Linked DNA regions of Homo sapiens: region 2 is linked to region 1. The links are chromatin contacts, found by Hi-C or POLR2A ChIA-PET in ENCODE. All regions are on one chromosome and are shown on one strand. Each heading gives the region's core, a stretch centred on a gene start or an enhancer-like site at or near the end of the contact. The rest is flanking DNA. Distances are from core to core; before and after follow the strand shown.

What was found. Hi-C counts contacts between places; a loop is a spot of excess contacts on that map. ChIA-PET counts read pairs that join two places held with the same protein, here RNA polymerase II (POLR2A). Pooled maps may share reads with other maps.
Region 2: a loop to region 1 is called in a map of Right ventricle myocardium inferior, with 2.3 times the contacts of the local background. The contact joins the enhancer-like site here to the promoter of NGF in region 1. A Hi-C loop is called at or near these places in 3 of 168 maps with a recorded cell type or tissue (PC-3, Right ventricle myocardium inferior and ovary) and 1 of 50 pooled maps. POLR2A ChIA-PET finds 5 or more read pairs at or near these places in 3 of 52 experiments (Caco-2, SK-N-SH and activated CD4-positive, alpha-beta T cell).

Annotation. Positions count from the first base shown.
Region 1 is chr1:115,336,456-115,340,341 of GRCh38, reverse strand. It overlaps NGF (nerve growth factor), which reads left to right and starts at 2,093. Exons shown (of 3, transcript NM_002506.3): 1 at 2,093-2,138. All of the region lies in intron 1 of NGF-AS1 (NGF antisense RNA 1), which reads right to left.
Region 2 is chr1:115,217,533-115,221,431 of GRCh38, reverse strand. No RefSeq gene overlaps it. Among named protein-coding and RNA genes, the nearest start is that of NGF-AS1, 64 kb to the left of the region's middle. Within about 2 kb of position 1,329, at least 4 of the 41 ENCODE cell types and tissues checked have a DNase peak (open chromatin) inside an H3K27ac peak, as active enhancers do.

The DNA of each region.
Region 1 (3,886 bases), core at 844-3,343:
AGAAATAGAGGTAGTTAGGGGCAGAAAGGAGCTCTTATTAAATCAACATGTGCAAGAAGAATATGACCAACAATTTAGGGGGTGAGGATGGAGCATATAAGCAAACTTATAATCTGCTTACATCACTTAAAGTTTCCCCCTTACATACCACATGGAAAAGAACCACAAGTGTCCCAAATCCTTTTGTCCTTCTGAATGATGCCACAAGAACACATACAAATGCTCTGCATTCAACAACCAAATTCTCTGTTATTCTAAAAGTTTAATTTCATACCCAAATTCTCAGGCAGCTATTATGTAAGGCTTGGGGCTAGTGCTTTCCAAACAAGTTTATACATGACATGATTGATGGATGAATTCATCCTGTTATCTGGAAATTCTTTTGTTTAATTGACGATGATAAATTTCCTAATGGATCACCTCGACTATGATACTACTTTTGTAGAAAGGGCCATTCACAGTGTTCCCTGGCCTCTTGCCCTCACTTCCAAAGTGTGTTCATACACCAGCCTGTATCTGAACAAGTCAGAAGTGGACAAGCCTAAGGCTGGGAAACAACAAGGTCACACCAAAGCTAAGGCTGACTTCCAATTCCAGGGCTTTTTGCCTATTTCATCCTTCTCAGAGCATGTGTAAATGGAATGAACTTTCTTATGGGAGCAAACGTGAAAATAGAAAGAAGTAAGACCTCAAGACTAATCTGAATCAAGGGAGTTGGAAATGCCTAGTCAGGGCTTCATCTTGCTCAAGTGCCATCCATTAAGGGTAAATGACCACCCCCAGACTTAGGACAGGAATCATCTGCTTCACTAAATCCCAGTTCCCTGGAGGGTGCCCTTCTGCTAAGTTGCACTGGCTGGTGTTACCAGCAATAGGGAGATTCTGTGCCCCACCTTCCCTCCCTGTTACTCTCCTCACACCTACTTCTCCTCTGTGGCATCCATACAGGGTAGGGGTCCAACCCACCTTTGCTATAGGAAGAAGCGAAGGCACAGACAAGCTCAACACGGGAGGGAGTGGGGCTGTAAATTTCCAAAGAGCTACGAATCCCCTGGAATGCTACAATTAATGATGCACATTTGGTGACAAATTTGACTTCAGGGGTATTTCTCCCTTGCTCATTTTATGCTGGGGTGGGAACAGCCCTGGCAGAGGGGCAGGGGAAAGTCAGGCAAGCTCTCCTGTCAGGCTGAATCGAGGGAACTCAAGAAATTTTGAAGGGTCAGGAAGAATTTGTGTGGGGCCTGGAGTGTGGAGAGGGGGGCATGGGGGCCTAGGGTTTGCTGGCTATATCAGTCTGGGGTCACAGACCCCTTGCAAAACTGATGAAAGCTGCGGACCTTCAGCTCAGAAAAGAATATTAGCATTGCACACAGTCGCGCAAATCAGCCTACAGTTTCAGAGGGGCCAAGGACTCCGGGAAGTTCCTGGAACCCAGGGCCTTAAGTTAAGGTCCCGGCTCTAGCTCCTGACTCCTGAAGTCCTCTGCCCCTTGTCCCCATGCTGGACTTGCCGGGCCTGGGGGCCTTCTAGCTGGTTCTGCAGCCGCCTTCCCTTGTCAGAGGAGCTTGGGCACCTGCCCCTCGCGGAGCTCCCCCTGGGTGCTCACCTATCCTGGGATAAGGAAAGGCGCCCCGAAGAAAAGGAGCAGCCGATGCCTGGGGCACCGAGGGCGACGCCGGGCAGACCAGGGAGGCACTGGCGAAGGGCAACGCGCGGGGGCAGGGCGGAGAGGTGAGGGAAGCTGCGAGCAACTCCGCCCAGCCCCAGCCAGTCGGCCCAACGACCCCTGCCGGTGCCCCAGAAACTCCCCCTCCCGGCTTTGCGCGCGCGGCCCCTCAGACCCCAGTGGGTTTCCCTTTGACCTCTGAAGGTTTAAAGTCCTTCTCTGGCTGGGTCTGGCCAGCCCTCCAGGAGCGATCCGTCTGTAGTCCCCAGGACCCCCTCCAGCCGGGCACCACAGCCCAGCCACAGCAGGTGCGGGGCTGGTGGTGGGGAGGGGAGGGATGGGGGCCAGGATTTGGAGCGTGTGACTCAGGAGTACGGGAGGAGGGGCTAAGAATTCAAGAAGCCTGTGTGAGAGCAGCTCGGCGCTCCGGCACAGCAGAGAGCGCTGGGAGCCGGAGGGGAGCGCAGCGGTGAGTCAGGCTGCCCCGAGCCGATCCCGAGAGGGGCGCAGCGCGGGCGCGGGCAGGGGTGGCTGGGCTTCGCGGGAGAGTTTGCAAGGATACCGGTCTGGCGAGCTCTCTGGTTACCCCCGAGGCTCCCGCAGGCCGAAGAGCAGCCCTGAGAAATGTCCCGAGTGGGTGTGGGGGCGCGGGACCCTCGCGGGAGGACGAGTCGGACCGAGGGAACAGCGTTAGTTCTGGTCGTGGAGTCCCTAGTCCCAGGATGGCCTGCAGTCCAGGGAGCAGCCCTGGCGCCTGCAGAAGCCCACGGCCATGCCAGGGTCTAGCTCGAGGGCTAGAAGTGGATAACGCGCAAGTGAGGGAGAGCGAATGGGCGCGGAGAGGGATGCGCCGGCAGCTGGCGCGCCAGGGCGGGAGGAGTGGCGGCCAGCACCGCGGGGGGAGCGCAGAGCGCGCTGGCTGAGGTGAGCGCCGAGTAGGGAAAGTGCTGCGCGGCCCCCAGGTAGGGGGAGGAGCGGAACGGGGCGCGCTAGACCTGGGGCAGTTCCCTCAGCGCGTCTCGGAAGGGCTGGGAGTCGTGACTGAGGGCCCCGGGGGTTAACGCAGGAAGTCTGCGAGCCAACGCCGGGGTCCGTCCGGCGTACCGGGGCCCTCCACGGAGCCGCGTTGGACAACCTCAGGTAGAGGTCGCCAAGGTTCAGCCCTGCCACTTGGGTCACACGCTTCATCTCCAGCTGTCTGCTGCCAGGTGTGGGAGAAGCGGGCGTGGAAGGTTAGGGCGGGGAGCGCCTTGAGTTCAGGCGAGGAGGATCTAGGGGAGGGAGAGAGGACTCAGGGGTCAGGGAGCTGCAACTTTGAGCCAGCAGAAACAAGCAGCTTAGCTCCCTCTAATTACAAACCTCCTTCTAAAAAAAAAAAAAAAAAAAAAAAAAAAAAAAAAAAAAACAAAAACAAAACAAAAAAAATTTCGAGATTCTTAAGGAAGGTGTTTCGTGCTTGAACTTTTTCTTCTCTTGTGATTTGAGAGATTAAAAAAGAGCCTGCTTGCTAGGCTGGTTTTTCCAAGTTGTTCCAGGTTGGAAGTTGTAACAGTTCGAAGGATAATTTATGAGTGTTTCATGCATTAAAGTGTATTACAGCAAAGCCTTTTGGGTGCTGTGGGTATTAAGGAAAACTTAGTGCACGTTCCCAGCTGGAAACCAAAATAGTGCTCTCCTGGGTGCCTCTGCCCCATCTGTCATCCAAGGCCAATGGAAATCCTGTAGAAAAGTCACTTGATTAATTGTTCTGGCTCCATCCTCTGGGCACACCCACTGCCAGTGCCAGTCCCCTCCTCCCCAATCCATGCACAGCCAGCTGCACTCTGCAAATGCAGAAATGACAGTGGAGACCCCATCAGTAACTTCTCTCCAGGGTCCTCAAACTCTTGAAGCCGTCAGTTAAGTCTGCTGGAAGGGAATCTTTCCCCTTCTCGAGGCAGTGCAGAAGGGCAGCAGCCATTGGCCCCTGCCAGCCCTTCTTATCCTGTGTTTACAGTTTCCTCCTGAATGTCTGAAACTTTCTCCCTCTGCAGAGTCACAGAAGAAAGAAGAAAGGCTGTATCAAACCTGATGGGTCTCTTTTGTTGAATAAGTCATACGTCAACCTGAGCAACCCAAATGTCAATTCATGATGGGCAGTGTTTCCAGAGGGTCAGAGGAGACAGGCGGGTCTGGGGGCTGAGACTGGCCTAGCTGGAATTGACTCACACAGAAAGT
Region 2 (3,899 bases), core at 80-2,579, 120 kb after region 1:
AGTTAATCAGACTCCTCAGGTGCACTGGAGTCACCAGTCACCTCGGAGGGCCGAGCTGGCCCAGAGGGATGCTTTAAAACCTACTTTGCATATGGAAGAAAAAATTCTCTTCCACTCCCAGACTGGTGAGAAAATAATGAAAAGGAATAGAAACATTACCAACAATTTACAACACATTCCATTTAAAAAGAATCCTCAAGTGCAATAAACACTTCATTACACGTATATGACTTCATTATTTAAAAAGTTTTCCACCCAATTTGTCATCACAAGGTGACATCCCCCCACCCCTCTGCCCACAAATTCTTCAAGGTATCTCAGAACCTGTCAATAGTCCATGAGGATTCAGGAAATGCTGATGCATTTTAATACCAGCCAAAACAAGCACAATACGCATAAGCCCGCTATTCTCCTCCCCTGCCCACCCCCACTCTCTCTCTTTATGCCTCCTCCTCACATACACACAGGCGCACACGAGCACACACACACATACACACAATTCCAAATCGAATTCTTCACGATTTGGGATTTTTTCCAGAGCTGGGGTTTATCCATATTCCTGTTCCTCTAGAGCCTTCACTGTGGCCCATTCTGTTATCTTGATCAGGGAAGCAGCAGTCTTGACATCTCACCCTGTGGTTTTGTTAGAAACAGAAAAACAGCAGGAATTTCACAGGATTGGACCGGACTCTCAGCAGCACAAATCTGGGACGTGTTAGAGACGTGAAAACAGCTCCACGTTTGCATGGTGCCTTCCTTTCTCTGAGCTCAGGATGAGCAAGAGACTTTTCAGTGGGGGCCTCACTAGCAAGGCAGGGTCCCATCCAGCCCATCAGCCAGGCCTCTGCGCCCGACCGACTCCCCCTGACCACAGAAGGCCTCCCTGGCCTTCTGCAGTCAGGTTGGACCCCATCCCTTCAGCATTCCTGACTCCGCGGTTCCAGGCCAAATTCCCAGTTGATAATCCAGTCTCCATTTGTTTCCCCTCTCCACAAAATTTTAAATGAGAAATGTGTTGCTCTTCATTTCCTGTCTCACCCTCTCCACTGGTTTTTAAAGTCTGCCACTTCCCCCACCCCCCCAACCCCGGAAGCAGATGTCCTTCAGTGCCCCAACAGTGCCATGCCAAGTGGCTGCACGAACTCTAGTTGGTGCCCTGAGCTGACAACACAGGCAGGGAGCTTCGGGATCTGTCTGATTCAGAATGGTCTAGCTGGCCAAGATGTAATCTGCTGGATCCAGGCTCATGTTGAGCTCTCCACTGCAGGCTCCTTGTGCAACTGGCCCTGCTCCCCAGTCCACCCTGTACATATTTCCTCCCTTCCCTTAGGAATCACATCTTCGGGCCTCTGACGTTCTGTGCTAAGGAAGAGACAGGCATCATTCCCCTGTTCCCAAATTTGCTAATCGCAAGCAGCAGGGGAGATGGAGATGTTACGCCCCTCTTTGTGGGAGATGAATGCACACACACATAGCTCAGTTCTCCACCCTTGGAAGGCAGGGTTCTTTATTGGCTTGAATTCCCAAAGGAAGTGGCTATTTCTAAACCAGCCTAGGGGATATGAAGATAGCCAACCATTCTTGTTGTCCAAAAGTAGAGCAAGATTATCCAGAAGGTGAGAGGCCGTCTGTGGTTGGTTTGAATACGTTCTTTAAGTTTTACATTGAAGCTGATTCTTTTCCCATACAATTTCCATAATGTTCCTCTTCTTTATTTTTCCACAAAAAACTGTCCTCCTACACTCTACTCTGTGGGTCTCTCAAGGCTTATTAAAATATCTTGAGAGTAAAAAACACAGAACTCTCCCCAAGCACATTATTAGTGCCCAATAACCTGAAACCTGAAACAAAACTGTGAAGTTCAGATTTTCTCCAATGCTCACCCCACCCCTCATCCCCATACTTCGCCTATCTCCCCATCTCGGGGTCCTCCTGAGCCGTCCTGGCAGCCTTGGGCAAGCCACAGTGGCACTACCCACACCTTCCCTTTCTGAGCTATCCCTTACGCTCTAAGTTCATCTCTTACACTAATGCTTAATCTCGCAAACTAGTTCAAATGCATGTGTTAATGGGTGATAATGGGAAATAATAAGAACAATTTATATGTGGATAGAATGAAATACTTTTCAAAGCCTCTTCAAGGCTTTTACATTAATCATTTTATTTAATAATGTTATTACATTGACCCATCAGTCAGACAGGTATTTAGGCTAAAATTTTCTTCTCCATTTTGTGGGTGAGGAAAATGAATTTCTTAGAGTGTATTTGTATGGCGCAAAATCATACAGCAAGAAGGGTGGAGAGCTGAGATTAGACCCTAGCTTTTCTGGAACCTGGTTCCCATACTGTGGATGGACGGTTACTCTTTGCAGCCTGTGTCTTCTTTTGAAAGAGAATAGCTGGAATAGGCAATGCCTTAATTGTCTCACAAAGTAGAGACACGCTAGAACCATTTGGGATACTTGTTCATAGTGCACATTCATGGGAACCACCCCAGACCTACTGAATCTGAATCTCTGAGAGTGGCCTCCACCCAGAAACCTGCAAATTAACATATTTCTAGGATGACTCCTATGCACACTTATGTCTGAGAACCTTTTCCTTAAGTCAAAGAACTAGATTTCTAATGGTGAAAGTTTAGACTTCAAAGAAAGAAATACTAAAAAACTATGTGAGAAACAAACTGTCGTGTTTAATGCCATTCATACTTTCTGAGTGCCCACCTACTATGTATCTGCTCCTTCACCCTGGAGCTGCCAGGCTCTGCCTAAGTATTGTTTCCACAACTCCTACCCCACTCCAAGTCTATTTCTATCCAACCAGGAGCACCCACCTGCAATTTGGAGGAGGGGTCTTGCCCTACGCTTCTTTCTCTTTTCTGTCCTCAGTCTCCATGTTCTGTTTTGCTGGATGCTGTTAAACATAAACCCCAAAAGGAGAAGAAAGTATAAAAGGGTATGAAGAAAACACATTCTTTTTCCTTTCAGAACATTTTTCTCTCACCATCTTGCAAGAATAATATATTATTACCATGGACCAAATCCCCACTGTGGCTATGTCCAGGTACAATTCAAAAACATCTGGATAACTGATTGACTTTTTCTCTTTTCATTTGAATGTACACCATTGTGTACAACCGGTCTGTGAGTTCCCCCATGGGAAATGCCGAGGATGTGAATCCATCCCTCGGCTCTTTAACTAAAGTTGCAAAAACATCAGAAGGGTCTCACCCTTGCAAACACTGAGAGCTTTTCCTGGAAATAGTTCTGCCTTTTGTGTTAACAGATGTCACGGGGCAGTTGGGTCGGAGAGTGTTGTTTTAAAATTCTCAATCTGCCTTGCAAGAGGTTTTTCGTTAGATGGTTCCTGGATAGCACCACACCCTTTTCTCTTTTCAACTTGCACATCACTTCATGTAGCTTTTCTCCTCTAATTCACCTTGAATGTTTGTCATGTGGACCAGAAATCACCCAAAGGCCAGCTCCTCAGATCTGCGATGGCCATGACATGCCATCTGCTGATTTCCCTGGATTGGGCCACGTTTGCCTCCTGAAACTGAGAGTAAGCAGCTTTGTAATTATGCAATATTAGGCACATCTGCCTGACTTCAAACATCTGGCTGAAAAGTGGAGAATGCTTTGAAAATATTAAGATGCTTAGCATCATGGTGACAAAGTTCTACACACTGGACAGAATTTTTTTTAATCAGACCCTTTTTAGGTTGTTGGTTTCAACGCCTCTTTGCATGTTGTTTTGTTGACATTAAGCAGCCTTTCAGGCATGAATTCTTCTGTCCCAAGGAAAGGAAGCAAGCTTCTAGAAGGGAAGCACTGTGTGCCTTCACCCAGATAGGGGACCGAGTCAGCAAGGAGAACTAAGAGAAAAAGAACGCTTCACAG